2 separate regions of the Homo sapiens genome follow, and region 2 is linked to region 1. A link is an interaction called in ENCODE POLR2A ChIA-PET data of the cell type or tissue named here. Cell type or tissue: GM12878. All regions are shown on one strand.

Region 1 (8,000 bases):
ACTAACCAAGTACAAAGATCCCCTTTCACATTCTCATCAAAAGAAGAAATACGCTTCAGTTCAAATCTGCTTTGTAACTGGTGGGACAGGAGGGATGTGTATAATAAAAGTGTTTTCCATGGCAGGGGTGGGGGTGAGGGTTCCGGGTGGGCACCTTAGAGCCATGTCACCTAGGACCCCGAAAACAAGAAAACTCATTTCACCTGCTGGCTGGGAGTCTTATTACTGCGCAGCTTCTTCAATGATTCTGTTTCACAGGTCTCTCTAACCAAATGGTATCCTCTTGGAGGGAAAGGAAGATCTTTCATCAGCTTTTCCAGTATCTTCATAGAATATCAAATGATTTGAGGCCGGGTGTGGTGGCTCATGCCTGTAATCCTCACACTTTGGGAGTCTGAGGCGGGCAGATCACTTGAGGTCACGAGTTCGAGACCAGCCTTGCCAACATGGTGAAACCCCATCTGTACTAAAAAATACAAATATTACCCAGGCATGGTGGTGCACATCTGTAATCCCAGCTACAAGGGAGGCTGAGGCAGGAGAATCGCTTGAACCTGGGAAGCTGAGGATGCAGTGAGGAGATAGCACCACTGCACTCCAGCCTGTGCAACAGAGCAAGACTCCGTGTCCAAATATATATATATCAACTGATGTGAATGCGCAAGCAAGCAATAAAAAAAATCTATCATAACGCCACCTTTCACAATGTAAATTCAGACCACTTGTCCAACTCTACTCATTCCAGTCCCTCCTGAGAGGCAATACAGCATATATGAAAAGGCAATGGGGTCAGAATGCCTGAGTGCAAACTGCAGCTGTGCCACTCGCTAGATGTGTGCCTCAAATGAGTACAGTAATAGAACCTACCTCACAGAAAATGCATATAGAGTTCTTAGCACAGTGCTTGGCACCTAGAAATTATTTGATGAATTATTTTATATTATTAATTATTCAATACTTAGTATTTCACTACAACAGCAAAACAATTGATTTCCCTTTGAGGTTCCACATATCATGAGGGAATCTGACCTACAGTCTGTAATACTTGAGACTTGAGATGGGACATGTACACGAGTTGAAATTTAAAGAGTGGTTTTTTTATAAATATATGGTAGGAAATACACACCTGTGCAGCATTAGCCATTTTAACATCAGAGAATAACCTATACACACAGAGAGAAAACTATTTCACAACTGCCAAGTTTTTTAGTATCCAATCCTGAATGACAGCTCTCAAACATAAGGTTTCAGAGGGGGTAAAGAGAAAATGTACAATTAACAACATTTACTCATGCTGACCATGCTTTAACCCAAGATTTTCGCCACACAAGTGGCAATGACCAAAACTAACTCCCCAAATGCAATAATCTCTATGAAGTTTCTCCAGACACTCAGAGATGCCTCCACCAAGCCAGCTGACTCACTACATCAAGGTGACAATCCAGTTTACCAAAGAGATCAAAGGCATCCAAAATATACTGGTAGTTCAATATATTACAAAACTAATCTTCTGGAAATATTTGTAAATAATCTTCCCCTCAGTCTACAAAGGTAGTGAAATATTCTCCACCCTCAACAAGGAGCGAGGGCAGCACAGGCTTTGGAGTTCATCTGCCTCAGGGCTGACTCCTGGTACCATCATGTAACATGGCCTTGGCCAAAGCGCATGCACCCTTCGTTGTACGTTACCTTAGAATCTGTGAAATGCAGAGGGGAAAGCCTGTCACCTAGGAGTGCTAAGGGAACTCTATCACCACCACCAGCATAATCTGAGCCCCACCGCATGCCAGGCACGACCCCAGGCACTGGGCCACAAAGAGCCAGGCGTGCTCCCGCCTTCCCCTGAGCAGCTCCAGGCCCACCGGAGAGGAGGAAGGATGGGTGGACATGCAGGGGCCCCAGGAGGGAGCGACCAGCACAGCACCCAGCAGAGAAAGCAGAGCGGCAGGCGCAGGCGCTCCACCCTCTTCCAGCAAAAGAACAACACATCAAACACCCCGCTCCTCTTCCAGCTGTCCAGAGCCTTTTTCTGGCTTCCTATCCATCTCTCGCTCCACCTACTGCAAACTGCCGCCTTCCCGACCACTCCTCTGAAGGTCACCAGTGACGAAATGACCACAATGTCAGCCCCCAGGCTTACTGGGCATTCCTCAGTGCTCACCTCAGTTGTGCATGTCTTCCTGCCCCCTGTGGAACTCTCCTCAGCTTTTCCATCGCCCTTTCTGGCTCTCTGGGTGGCTCCTCTTCATCCCTAAAGGTTGGTGCCCCCTAGAACGCCCAGGCACCTCTCCTCACCAGGCACGTGCTCCGCAGGGCAGTGTCATTGGCCTCTCAGCTGGCACCTCAGGCTGCGGCCCTTGTGCCCGCCTCAACTGCACATCCCTCTTTTCCTTCTGCTCCAGCATCTCCATCGAGCTGTCTGGAAACCATCTCAACCCAACACGTCCAAATCCAAAACCACAGCCTGGCACCAAGTACATGAGATGATCCAAAAGCAGGAACACCTTCAAAAAATCCAGCACTGTATGATTCCTTCCCATAGAGTCAGGTCAAGAACCTTGCGCTTGCAAGGTTCTTCTGTCCAGCCTTGAGGAAATAAAGGTGGCATCGGGGCTGCCACTGGTCATTTCAACCACGGGCAATGGAAATGCTACATTTAACAACTGTCCTATGGCACAAGAGGCTCAGGCCGGGCATCTGAAAGACTGGAGAAATAGCTGCGATAGCTCCTCTCCAAACTGATTTTACTGCATATTCATCTACAGCTCCATTAAAACCAATTTTTGAAAATGTTCCATTATTTTGAATTCCCTTGTACTGCTGTTCATCCCTACAATAAACGGCAGCACCCCCATGTGGGTGGTTGGTCTGCTGTCTCTGGGATTAAATTTCTCTGGAAGGTAAGCCTTATGAAAGTAGGGACTAGGTTTTGTCACTGTGGTATCCCCAGCCCCTAGAACACTCTGCCACACAGCAGGCACTGAATAGATACCCAGCAACTGAGTAGACGGCAGCAGCTATTTGATGAATAAAGGAAGTATATACACAAAGGGGCATGGTATCTGGCAGCTGCTGGCAATCAACTCAGGCCTCCCACCCACCCAACCCTGACTCACCACTCTCCTTTCCCAGGGTCTTGGGGTATGGAAGGCATCCCTCCAAATGCCTCTTCTACCAGGTTGGTGTCTGAGGCTCTCAAAGACCTCAAAGCACATGAGGCTGGGCCTGCCCCTCACTGAGCCCACTCACTCAGAGGCCCCAGGCTCTGGCTTCTGCTCCTACGCCCACCCCAGGGCTTAGCAGAGCCCACCATCTCACCACTTGTCTGCTTCCCCCAGCCCCACACACTAGCCTGCGCCCACAGCTGCATGACGAACTTCTCCACTCTGTCCTTGTAATATGGCAAAAAGGATAACTATTCTCTATGCCTGGAAGAGGAGGAAATGGCTTGATTCTTCTCCAACAGAGAGAAGCTCATGAGCATTCTGACAGTTATTTTATTAGGGCTTTCTCAGCTGCTTCAGAATGTTCTCATTGCTGAAAATCTTACCACTAGATGAATGATACATTACTACTGAAATTCCCTGAAAGAAATAACACAAGTAGACAGGTGTTAGCTTTCTAGGCAAAAGATACCTTTCATCATAATGACAGAGATTTAAACGTGGCTGCTAAGACATGAAGATGCCCAGTCCCTTCATAAGTTTAAAAAAAAAAAAAAAAAGTAAAGGTCCAGTCTTACAGACACATGGCAAAAGCCTAAAAAGCAGGTTACAGATTTTGTTGTTTTTTTCTTCCTGTGGGCTCTTAAAAATAAACTGCCCACTGATTTGCTTGAGATGGGTTAGGCACAGTCAGCTTTAACTTGAAAAACTGGAAATCCATGATAACCCTGATAGTGATACATTACCATAAACAATAAAGCAAGATGAAATATTATGAAATAGGAAACAAGAGACAGCAAAGACTTCATTTAATTCTAAGCTAAAAACAGAATTACAGGGGTATGCCACTTGGAAACAGTCTCAGCCTCAAATTAGAGAGAAAGCAGATGAGGAGCACACACGCTGAAAACCCAGACAACAGGCATGAGCAGAGCAGCGCCGAGCTTTCCCACCGCAAACAGGCATGAGCAGAGCAGTGCCGAGCTTTCCCACCGCGCAGGAACCCCAGCAGGACCGCTTACGTGAAATTTAACTTACACCCCTTGTCTAAGACAAGGTTATGAGCTAAACTGAATTTTTTTTTAAAAAGCTGTGAGATGTAGTTTTATTGGCAATTAGAAGAGAGGAATAGTTGGGGACATAAAGAGAAACTTCCCAGTACTGTACTTTACCCATAAGGCACAGTAATAATAAGGAAGAGAAGGAAGGGCGCAGAGGGTCTCGGGAGCCCTCCCACACCTGAGGAGGCCTGGGCAGCCTGGGGAGGGAGGGAAAGAAGGTGTCCGCTGAGTGCTTTCCACAACCTCCTAACACCACTGAATCTGGCTCCAAAATGACCGTGTGGCTACAAAGACAGAAATAATCAAGACTCTATGTCATGAAATAACCTCACTGAAGAACTGGAGGAGTTTTCTGCCTTACATCTGTTCTTTTAACTATGCATTACCGTCTTGATGATTTTTAGATATGCTAATTTTGGTGTTTGGTTGACAACTTTTAGCACCATAGTACTTCAATCTGGGTACATAATGAATATTATATTTTGTTGGTTTCTTACTCTAAAATTATCTCTCATCCGGCTGCCTGGATTTCCCCTTCTCTCCTACCTTCCGGCCTCCCTTCCCTTATTCTCTCTTCCCACTTCCTCGGACTCATGGATTTCTGGACTCGTAAACCCCAGCGAATCTGAGACACCGTCCAGTCTGTGCACCAACTCTCTTTCATCCAACACAAATGACCTAACAGCCACCGTGTGCTGCCTTACTCCTTCCCAGGCCCTGCAGCAGCCTCCGCCTCCTGAACCAGCCAAGCCAAGCAGGCTTTCCTCTAAATGGCTGCTGACTAGTTCACGGCCACCCTGGGTAACTATGCAATGACCCAGACGGTGGTAGGGAGCAACGACCCAGATAATGGTAGGGAGTTTCCCTGAAGAACAAATGTAAATTAATGTCTGGTGATGTGATCAGAAAATCCCAATGCCACCCTCCAGCCCTTGTAGCCCAAATTCTTGCCTCTTCTATGTCTGATAATGACTACAGAGCCAAAATACACTAAAAGCTCCTGAATTATAAGAATGTGGGCCAGGTGCAGAAGGGCTTCACGCCTGTAATCCCAGACTTTGGGAGACCAAGGTGAGTGGATCACTTGAGCTCAGGAATTCAAGACCAGCCTGGGCAACATGGCAAAACCCCCGTCTCTACAAAAAAATAACAAAAATTAGCCAGGTGTGGTGGTGCGTGCCTTAACTCCAGCTACTTGGGAGGCTGAGGTGGGAGTCACTTGAGCCCAGGAGAGAGAGGTTGCCATCAGTGAACCAAGATCGCACCACTGCACTCCAGCCTGGGTGATGATGTGAAATTGTCTCAAAAAAAAAAAAAAAAAAAAAAAAAAGAATGTGCCAGGCTCCATGGTTCATGTGAATGACTACGCCCAGACTCCCAGGCCTCCCAGGCCAAGGCAGGAGGATTGCTTGAGCCGCCCAGAATGTAAAGAGACCAGCCTGGGCAACACAGCAAGACCCCCATCTCTACAAAGAATTTAAAAATTAGCTGGGCATTGTAGCATGCGCCTGTGGTCCCAGCTACTCAGGAGGCTGCGGTGGGAGGATTGCTTGGGCCCAGGAATTCAAGGTTGCAGTGAGCTATGATCATGCCACAGCACTCTAGGCTGAGCGACAGAGCAAGACTCTGTCTCCAAAAAAAGAAAAGAAAAAAAAAAGAATGCAATTTTACATGTCTTAGCAATAACAAAAAAGAAGTCTTTTTTTTTAAATGTTACCACTTGCTCTTCAGTGGCCCTACTGACAGACAGAAAGGTGGGCTTCCAGGCCACTCCAGAGCCTGATGGCATCTGAGTTCCTGGGGGCAGGGGTTACTTCCCTAGGTGATTCTGAAGCACAACTGGGTTTGAAAACCACTAGTTTAGTGGAAAGAATGTAGGCTTTAGCACCAGAAAAACCAGGGTATTGAACAAATTTCTAAATTCTACCAGTTTCCTTGTCTATAAAATAGAGATAATGATGATGCTTTTGCAAGACTGTTGAAAGGATTGCAGATAATACGTGCAATGTGCCTTGGCACACATACTAGGAGTGCATTAATGGTAGTCATTATTACTATTACTATTGCTTTTTATTATAGCACTGTTATTTATGGCTCTTCTAAGTCTTTCTCTAAACCTCCATTTCTTTATTTGAGAGGCAAGAATGAGAAGCAGCATATCCATAAGAGTTTTGCCAGTCACTCCTGACTAGAACGACAGGCTGATTTCATGTTTCCCCAAGTATCAGTCCTATGCAGCCCACCCTTTTTGAAAAACCATGCAAGGCCGGGCCCAGTGGTTCAACACCTATAATCCTAGCTCTTCGGGAAGCTGAGGCAGGAGAACTGCTTGAGGCCAGGAGTCCAAGACCAGCCCGGGCAACACAGTGAGACCCCATCTCTGCAAAAATTTTGAAAAGTAGGCAGGCATGGTGGCATGTGCCTGTAGGCCCAGATACTCACGAGGCTGAGCTGGGAGGATTGCTTAAGCCCAGAAAGTCGAGCCATGACCTCACCGCTGCCCACTAGCCTGGGCAACAGAGTAAGACCCTGTCTCAAAGAAAAGGAAAAAAAATCCCACAATGCTCAGCTGCTGACTCACGGACACCCTGACATTTCTGCTGCCTCCTCTGCACCCAGCTGGCTGCTCTCCTTCACTGTGTGCACCAGGAGGACCACTCTCCACTTGGCCATCCTGACCTTAATGACACACCTGCCTTGCTTCTTCTCCAATCACAGAATTCCCTTTTGCCTTCTCAGGTGCCAGCCATGCCTCATGCCCCCACCCCGGTATTAATCTGATATTAGGGCTGTGCTGGCTGCTGCATCTTCCCAGGTAGGCATAAAGATGCTGTCATCACTGGATTAGCGCTCCTTATGCCTGCCATGCGAACTGCAGTCCACGAAAGCCCCCACATTCTACAAGACTGTGATAAGATACTTCCCCCAATTTTTTTTTCATTGTCCTCATTTAAAAAGAAACAAGTCATCCTCGGATAAAAGGATAATTCTGCTTCCCCCATAGTCTATCGTATCCATTAAGCACATTCCCTACACAGACATCCTAAGGACTAAACCTATTTTACACCCACGGAAAGAGCCAGGTATCTATGACAGCTCCCACAGCGCCTGTAACGGATGCTCTGACCCACGATATTTCATAAACCCTAATGTACACAGGAAAAGCTCAGCTTTGAAAGCTATACAAAAGCACTCATAAATTTCAGACTGCCCTAAGCACCCCTCCTTTTGCTAAGACACTAGCTGGAGTACCACTTCAGACCCATTATTCTTATAACGACAACCTTCCTTATGCATCTCGTCCTATCAGCCTACTCAAGCACCATGACTATTATTTATACTGAATTTTACACTAACTGCAAGTATGTTTATTAACAAGGCAAAGATAAATGTTCTTTAAAACTAGCTTTGTCTAATAAAAATCCAAAAATGTGCTATTAATTACTTTTATTCATCATTACACTATGATGAGTCTCACTATGTTGCCCAGGCTGGTCTTGGACTCCTGGCCTCAAGCACTTCTCCTACCTCAGCTTCCCAAAGAGCTAGGATTACAGGTGTTGAACCACTGGGTCCGGCCTTGCATGGTTTTTTAAAAAGGGGGGGCTGCATAGGACTGATACTTGGGGAAACATGAAATCAGCTTGTCATTCTAGTCAGGAGTGATTGGCAAAACTCTTATGGATATGCTGCTTCTCATTCTTGCCTCTCAAATAAAGAAATGTAGGTTTAGAGAAAGACTTAGAAGAGCCATAAATAACAGTGCTATAATAAA
Region 2 (8,000 bases), 180 kb before region 1:
TTGCAATGGGCTGAGATGGAGCCACTGCACTCCAGCCTGGCGACAGAGCGAGACTTTGTCTCAAAAAAAAAAAACAGCAACAGCTGATTCAAATAATTCATGTTTATATTTCATGCAAATCACTAATGTCCCTGGACCACTGCCAAGCTCAAATTCAGGTAGATCAAGTAGTAATTTCCAATACTCCCACAGCAGCAAGGAATATAAACAGCATTGTCCTGTCCTCCCAAACTCATCACTGGGGCAGGTAATTTCTCCCCATGGCAGGATATGAAGAGTTTAAAGCTGAGTCAGTTCACCTAACACCATATTCTGAATAAGGAAAACAAGATTCACTGGAACCTGACCTAGAAAGGTAAGTTTCCACCTAGGCATCTCAGCAGTTACTTTAGATTTGTACTGTATTACATGCACAATATATATATTCTTTGCAAGGTTGAGATCCTTGTCAACTGAGAACTTTCAAATGACTCTGTCACCTGGTAAGTATAGAAACAGTAATAACAGAACTGCAAAACAGAAAAGTTCTTAAATCACAATCTGGAAACTTTATCAGCACTACTAGCGCTTTCAGGATACTTCACTTTACAGAAACATAAGCACTGACGACACATTTAAATCTTTTATTCATTAAGCAATTCAATAGCATTAAAATGGATTTATCAGCCTTAACTGAAAAAATGTAAATGTATTATCATATACATTTGAGTCAGCAGCCATCTGGATAGAAAATGGAGAGAAATTTGGAACAAATGGAATAACATACTTTGATTCTGCTATATTGAAGGCTAAAAGAGTATGTGGCTAGAAAAAGTAATATATCACATTTAAATATAGTCTACTGGAAAGTAAAGTTTATGGTAATTCTTTTTACACTAATAAAACCCCAAATTATATTCTCTTTTGAATCATACTAACAAAGATACTCTACCATGAAACTAAATGAGATTTTAAGTAAAGACCCACCTAACAAAACAACATACTAAAAATAACTTCTGTATAACGACACAAAACAGTCTCTAATAATTTATATCACACAAGAACAAAGGTTTTCATGGTGATGAGATGGATTCTACACTGTATAAAGGGACTTCCATATGTTTATTCAACAAAACTCAAGGAAGATACACAAATTCTGTCCATAACAGCTATGAAGAAATCAAAATCCTGTTTCCCTTTTGTTAGATTCTATTCTCCTAATATTCATTCCTGTCACAGGGACTGCATTTATTTCCCCCTTAAAAAATAGAAATAAAAATCTGGACAAGATCTGTGGTGCAATCATTTTCAAAACACTGACCATCAACAAGGATCTTGGTCCCTGAGAGATGGGAAACAAACCAGGTGAACCCTCTGACTGCCCCAGCAAACTGCCTGGAACACATTTCCAGGCCAAGGTGCTGGGAGCAGAAACCAGGCAGAGTCTGGAAATGGAGCTGGGAATCAGAGGTCAATAAGAGGATGGTGTTTTCAGGGAAGCGTAAGAGACAGGGAAAGCCACCCAACAAGAACGCTCCTGGTATTGGCAGTCTTCCCTCCCATACTCGGCAGAGTCACGTTCAGCCTGTGTGTGTGAAGAAACCACGTGAGGATGGGGAAAGAAGCACCCAAAAGGATTAGAAGAAGAATCCTCAGGGCTCACACAGAAGAGTTCCTGCTCCCACCCGCCAGAGAGGGAAAACCACGCAGAGCCCTTGGGAGGAATCTGCCCGAAAAGTGGGCAGAATCAGTGCAGACCCTGCTTACCCTGTCCCACCTCCCAAAGCTTAAAGTAAGACCCAAAAGGATCAAGCTGTTTCCAAGTAATATGCCTGGGTCCCAGACTAAAGTTCAAGGATGTTTATAGGAATAAAAAGAAAGATACCCAGTCATCAACAAGGTAAAATTCACAATGTCTGGCACACAATAAAAATTACCAGAAAGCAAAGAAGCAAACAAAAACAAAAGCAAACAAAAACAAAAGACCCCAAATGAAGAGAAAAATCAGTCAATTGAAATGTACACAGAACAACAAAGACAATGGAACTGAAAGTCAACAATATTAAATTAGTGTAACTATATTCCACATGTTCAAAAAATATAGAAAAAATGTGCATCTTAAGGTAGAGATATGGAAACCAAATCAAATAACCCAAATTGAACTTCTAAAGCTATAAACTTTAATGATGCATGTAAAAAATACATTTTCACTTTTTCACTGGATAGATTTAATGGTAATTTTTAAATGAAAACGAATAAGCCTGAAATTGAAGACACAGCCCACAAAGGAAAAATAAAACACAAAGAGAAAGAGACTTCAGGGTAGGTCTAATATATATATTTAGTTAGAGCTGCTGTTTAAAAAAAAAAAAAAAGAGGAGACAGGATAAATATCTGAAGAAAAAAACTGACTTGAATTTTTTCCAAATTTGATAAAAACTGTAAATCTACAGATATGAAAGTCAATAAAACACAACCAAAAGACACACAAAGAAAACCACACCAGTCCCATCATAATTAAATTTCTTAAAACCAAGGAGAGAGAAAAATCTTTTTTTTTTTTTTTTTGTAAATATGTATTACATCCCTAGAAAAAGAATTCCAGGATTTTCCCTGCTGTGTGTTTTCATCTTGCTTCCTTATGGTCCATGATGCCAGCCGAGGTTGTCAGTGCAATGAAACCAAACTGGCAGGATGGAAGCAGATTATTCTGCCATTTTTCTAGATCTTTGAGTTGCACATCAAATCTGAGGCTGATCACTCCACACTTGTTTAGCCCGCCTGTGAGGTTCACAACAATTTTCCCAGCTCTGTGATCATCAATGATTTCAAATTTGCCAATGTAACTGAGTTAGGAGTTTTTCCTGCCGATGGGTTTGTGGTCTCGCTAACTTTGATGAATGAAGCTGCGGACCTTCACGGTGAGTGTTACAGCTTAAAAAGAGTCCACGGACCAGGAGAGTGAGCAGCAGCGCAGTTTACTGAACAAAGTGAAAGGAAAGCTTCCACGTGGTGGAAGGGGACCCAGAAGGGTTGCCGTTGCTGGCTCGGGTGACTAGGGCTTATATCCCTGTGTTACCCTCTCCCCTTTCTTTCTTTTTGTCCACTGAGAGTGGTTCTTTTTTCAATCCTCCCTTGGAGTGGTTAATTTTGAATCCTTCACTCGACTGGTTAAGAACTCAAAATCCTGAGTCACCGGGGTCTCTTGCAAAAGTCCCCCGGCCCAGGAAGTCCCCCCAACTCCACCCCGCATAATCCGTGCTGCATCATCACAGTGAGAAACGGGCAATGACCTTGGAGCACAGCTTAAAAAGCACCTAGCGTTTGCCTCTTTTCGGCATTGTTGATGCTCTTGAGAATGTCAGCCAGGACATCCGTGTGCACTGTCAGGCCTCTGAGCCCAAGTTAAGCCGTCATATCCCCTGTGACCTGCACATATACATCCAGATGGCCTGAAGCAACTGAAGATTCACAAAAGTGAAAATAGCCAGTTCCTGCCTTAACTGATGCCATTCCACCATTGTGATTTGTTCCTGCCCCACCCTGACTGATCAATTGACTTTGTGACAATACACCCCCTCCCAGCCCTTGCGCTTATGTACTTTATGATATTCCCCCGTCCTTGTGAATGTACTTTGTACGATACACCCGCTCCACCCTTGAGAAGGTACTTTGTAAGATCCTCCCCCTGCCCACAAAAAAACTGCTCCCAACTCCACCGCCTATCACAAACCTATAAGAACTAATGATAATCCCATCACCCTTTGCTGACTCTTCGGACTCAGCCCGCCTGCACCCAGGTGAAATAAAAAAGCTTTACTGTTCACGTAAAGCTTGCCTGGTGGTCTCTTCACATGGACGCTCGTGACATGCACCACTGTGGTGGCATGGAAAGATGGGGGGAAGAGGAGAAAAATCTTAAAAGGAGTCAGAAAAAAACACATTACATCAAGAACAATAAAATTAAAAAGACTTCTTGCCAAAACAATGAAAGCCAGAAGACAGTGGACCAGTATCTTTAAGGAACTGAAAAAAAAAAAAAAAAAGAAAAAAAAAATACAGTCAAACTAAAATTCTATATCCGGTGGAAAAAAATGTCTTTTGAAAATGAGGCAGTTTCGCACCAAAAGCACAAGTGATTTTTAAAAATGGTAAAGTTGGACTTCAGCAAAATTAAAGGTATTTTTTTGCTTCAAAAGACACCTTTTAAGCAAGTGAAAAGATAAACCACAGCCTGTGAGAAAATATCTGCAAATCATATATATGATAAAAGATGCATATCCATGATATATAAAGAACCCTTAAAACTCAAGACAAAACTCCTCCAATTTTAAAATGGGCAAAATATTTGAATAGACATTTCACCAAAAAGGGTGTATAAATGGCCAATGCACACATTAAAAGATGCACATCATTGATTACTAGGAAAATGCAAATTAAAACCCCAGTCACATCCACAAAAATGGCCACGATGCAAAAGACAAAAGATAAGTGCTGGTGAGGTGTGGAGAGGAACACCGCTTATAAGAATGTAAAATGGTTCAGTCATTTGGAAAACAGTGTGGCAGTTTCTTCAAATGTTACACAAAAATCACACACCCCCAGCAGATTCCACTTCTAAGTATCTACTGAAGAGAACTGAAAATATGTCTACAGAAAGACCTACACATGACTGTTCCTGGCAGAACTATTCAAAATAGCTGAAAAGTGGAAAGAACCCAAATGGCCATCAAATGGTAGATAAAATAAATATGTGTAGTGGTGTTTATAAAATATTGAGATACTGAATGTATGACAACAACAGCAAAAAGGCAGAGAAGGGAGAGACAGTGTGTGCTGCTGTAAAGTTCATATACTGCATGTGAAGGATGTAATGGAACTTGAAAGTAAGTTCTGATAAGTGAAAGCATATATTTTAGTAGCAGCTAAAACAATTTAACAAACAGCTAATAAATTCTATTGTTCCATGTGATGCTTCTCACTGAGTTAAAACAACTCTGCCAGTATCTAAGAAAAAGTAAAGATTTTTCTATGCCTACACTTGGATTTTTAATTATCTGAATTTCATTAATATAAAATATGTCTTGTGTGAAGAAGATGTCAGAGAGTACATGTGGGGGTTTTTGGTTCTGCGTTATGTTTTCAAGGAACAATTTAACCTTTCTCTTCTTCTCCAATCTTAAACAAAATTACAACAGTTTCCTCTTTACCTCTACACAATTGGCTTTTCAGGTACATTAACCAAACAAGATTATTTCTTATTTATCATTCAATGTGTTTTAAATGTTGGTTTGCTGCAAAAAGAAGAGTCAATAATGCTTCCCTTGCAAGAAACTAAGTAAGAGAAATGATTCTGGTACTCACGTGGTTTTGTTATTACAAGGTTTATAAAGATAAAGCTCCCAAAATAATCTACGTGTTTTAAAAATCCTGAACTGTAGGCAATCTGAACTTGTTTAAATTGCACATCTTTATTCAGGCTATTAAAAAAATAAAATGTACACAGATATAAATGAAATATAAATAGTAAAAACTCAAAATCCAAAACTAAACTACAGTTTTCACTTCATTTCTTCCCTAGTCTCTCTCTTTCTCTCTCCTAAAATCCTGGGCATTGTCAGACCTGAATGAATAATGTTTTCAAGTCAGATGCCCTTTGGGAAATCACACCTAAATTAGCCTAGCAAAATGTTGTAGAAAACCATTCCACAAGGAAAAAGTTTTCAGACAAAGAGAGAACTTCTATTCAGGTCACATAAAATCTAACCTGAACAATCAAGAGGTTTTGAAGAAGGAAAAACCACAATCAGAATGATATATGCCAATAAATGTCTTTGAGGAAATTTTTAAATAAATTCGGTAAATATTGAAATAAATTGGTAAGTCAAACTGAACCAAAAATAAGTGGGGGCAGGGACACAGTGGGGGCGTTGCCTGTGGTTCCATCTTTCAAGACAAACAAATCAAGTCTCAGTTCTCCTGAGAGCAGGAAGGATTTGGAGGGCTAAAAAGTAAACTAATATAGAATTTTCTTTTATTTATTTCATTTGCCTCCAACTCCCATCTGATATGGAAATTCTGTGATGCTTAAAAACTAAGTTCTGTTTAAACCAATAACCAAAAATGTTTTTCATTGCATAGCAGTAAAAGACATGCAGAAGATGAGCAGCTTAGAAACTCACAAGTAAAATAACCCTACATATGCTATTAAAATGCATTAAAAAGTAATTTATAGCAAACGATATGGCACAGAATTTGAGAATCAGAAGGGCTGTCAAAGATCATTTATTAACAGTTACTGCTTCATGATAGGAACTTATAAACTACGTATGCGTACACCAGCACAGTTCTAAAGAACTCGCTGTTACCAAAAAATAAAAAAAAAGGTTCTATAATCTGTGCTGTCCAATATGAGCCAACATGACTGCCACATGTAGCTATTTAGATTTCTAAAATTTGTTAAAATAAAATAAATGTACAATTCAGTCCCTTAATTACTAGCCAGTTTTTGAGTGCACAATACCCACAAGTAGCTAGTGCCTACTGTACTGCACGGCACAAAGTCTTAGGCTTTTGCTTATATGATGTGAGACTATTAGTCTGTTATACATAGTCTATACTCTGTAAACTACTATATATGGTTTTATATAATACAATGAGAAACATACTAAACTACCATGTGTTAACTATCCTCAACAGCACTATTAACAGATACCAACCAAAGTATCACTTGAAATGACTTTTTAACTTTATTTCTTTCAATAAAATCAAAATACAAAGAAACTGAAAGTTTAAAATGTCTTTTTACTGGAAAATTTTAAGCAAAATTCTAAAAAGTGACCACCTTTTTGGTGGTTGGTTTGTTAGCACATGGCTTGTTTTAAAGAGGAACATCAGAACTGTAATCAGTCTGATTTCTAAGTCCTGCAGGTCTCTCTGGCTGGAAAAGACTGACACCTGAATCCCACATATTACCAAGGGGAGAATGAGGGTTTAACTGAAAAGGTGAGACAGAAACGAAGCCTCCTATTTTAATCAATAATAATGGAAAAGCATTACGTGCTTATGGTTCTGATTTCAAACCATGCTATCCAAATTTATGTTCACATGCTTACTAAATGTTCATCTTCCACTGGTAACTAAAGAAAAATCCTTCATCAACGTGACACAATCCAATTAAAATAAATATTCTTAATAAAGTAGATCTGTGCAATTTTACACTCAGAAAAGCAAAAGCTGTGGGCACAGGGGAAGGGATAAAGTGGACAGCTCGTCCAGCCCTCAGCACAGGTGCCACCATGCAACCACTGGACACCCCTGGGCCTTTGGCTGGCCCCAATCCCTGCCCCACAGCTAAATAAGGTCACAAGCCTAGACCATTTGCTTTATTTCTGATTGTCCACTCCTGACACTGTTTGAGAACGACTATTGTGACTAAGTATACATTAACTAAAATTCCTTCCAGAATTATGTCTTGTAATTTTCATTTGAGAATTCTGGGGGAATCTCATACCAAGTAAAATAAAAAGAACTATTTTAACCTTTATGTATTATACCATTTTTAAAAAGTTTAAATACAGAACTATATGAACTAAGAAACCTATGTCCTTCCCAGCCCATGCTCACTCTGTGTGTAGGCAGAATTCTGTGATGTCCCCCAGGATTCCTGGCTCTGGGTACAAACACTAGGGCGCTCGAGCCTCAAGTGCAGGAAGGACCCGTAAATGTGTTGGGATAGCAATCCTACCATTAAACCATGTTATACAGCAAAGGTCAAGGGACTCTGAGGATATAATTAAGGCCCCTAATTAGTTAATCGAAAAGGAAATTATCGTGGGTAGGCCCGTTCTAAGCAGGAGAGCTCCTTAAAGAGGGATCAGAGAGACTCTCTGGCTGGCCTTGAGGAAGCAAGGTGCCATGAGCTCCACAGCTGCAAGGAAATGAATTATGCCAGCAACCACAGGAGCTTGGAAGAGGAACCCCCACAAGCCCTAGATGAGATCACAGCCCCGGCTGACACC

Evidence for each region. ChIA-PET counts read pairs that join two places held together with the same protein. Peaks named below come from ENCODE experiments on the same cell type or tissue, not always from the same donor. Only the 100,000 strongest peaks of a DNase experiment are listed, where the experiment ranks them.
Region 2: POLR2A ChIA-PET joins it to region 1 with 7 read pairs; 5 of 35 experiments call an interaction of 5 or more read pairs at or near these places.

What each region holds. Positions count from the first base shown.
Region 1 is chr6:156,792,126-156,800,125 of GRCh38, reverse strand. All of the region lies in intron 1 of ARID1B (AT-rich interaction domain 1B), which reads right to left. Among named protein-coding and RNA genes, the nearest start is that of MIR4466, 16 kb to the right of the region's middle. In GM12878, no CTCF peak of the experiment used is centred here; a DNase peak (open chromatin) is centred at 4,995; H3K4me3 peaks cover 1,918 bases; H3K27ac peaks cover 1,671 bases.
Region 2 is chr6:156,971,639-156,979,638 of GRCh38, reverse strand. All of the region lies in intron 4 of ARID1B (AT-rich interaction domain 1B), which reads right to left. Among named protein-coding and RNA genes, the nearest start is that of MIR4466, 200 kb to the right of the region's middle. In GM12878, no CTCF peak of the experiment used is centred here; DNase peaks (open chromatin) are centred at 3,298, 4,516 and 4,719; H3K4me3 peaks cover 1,330 bases; H3K27ac peaks cover 4,078 bases.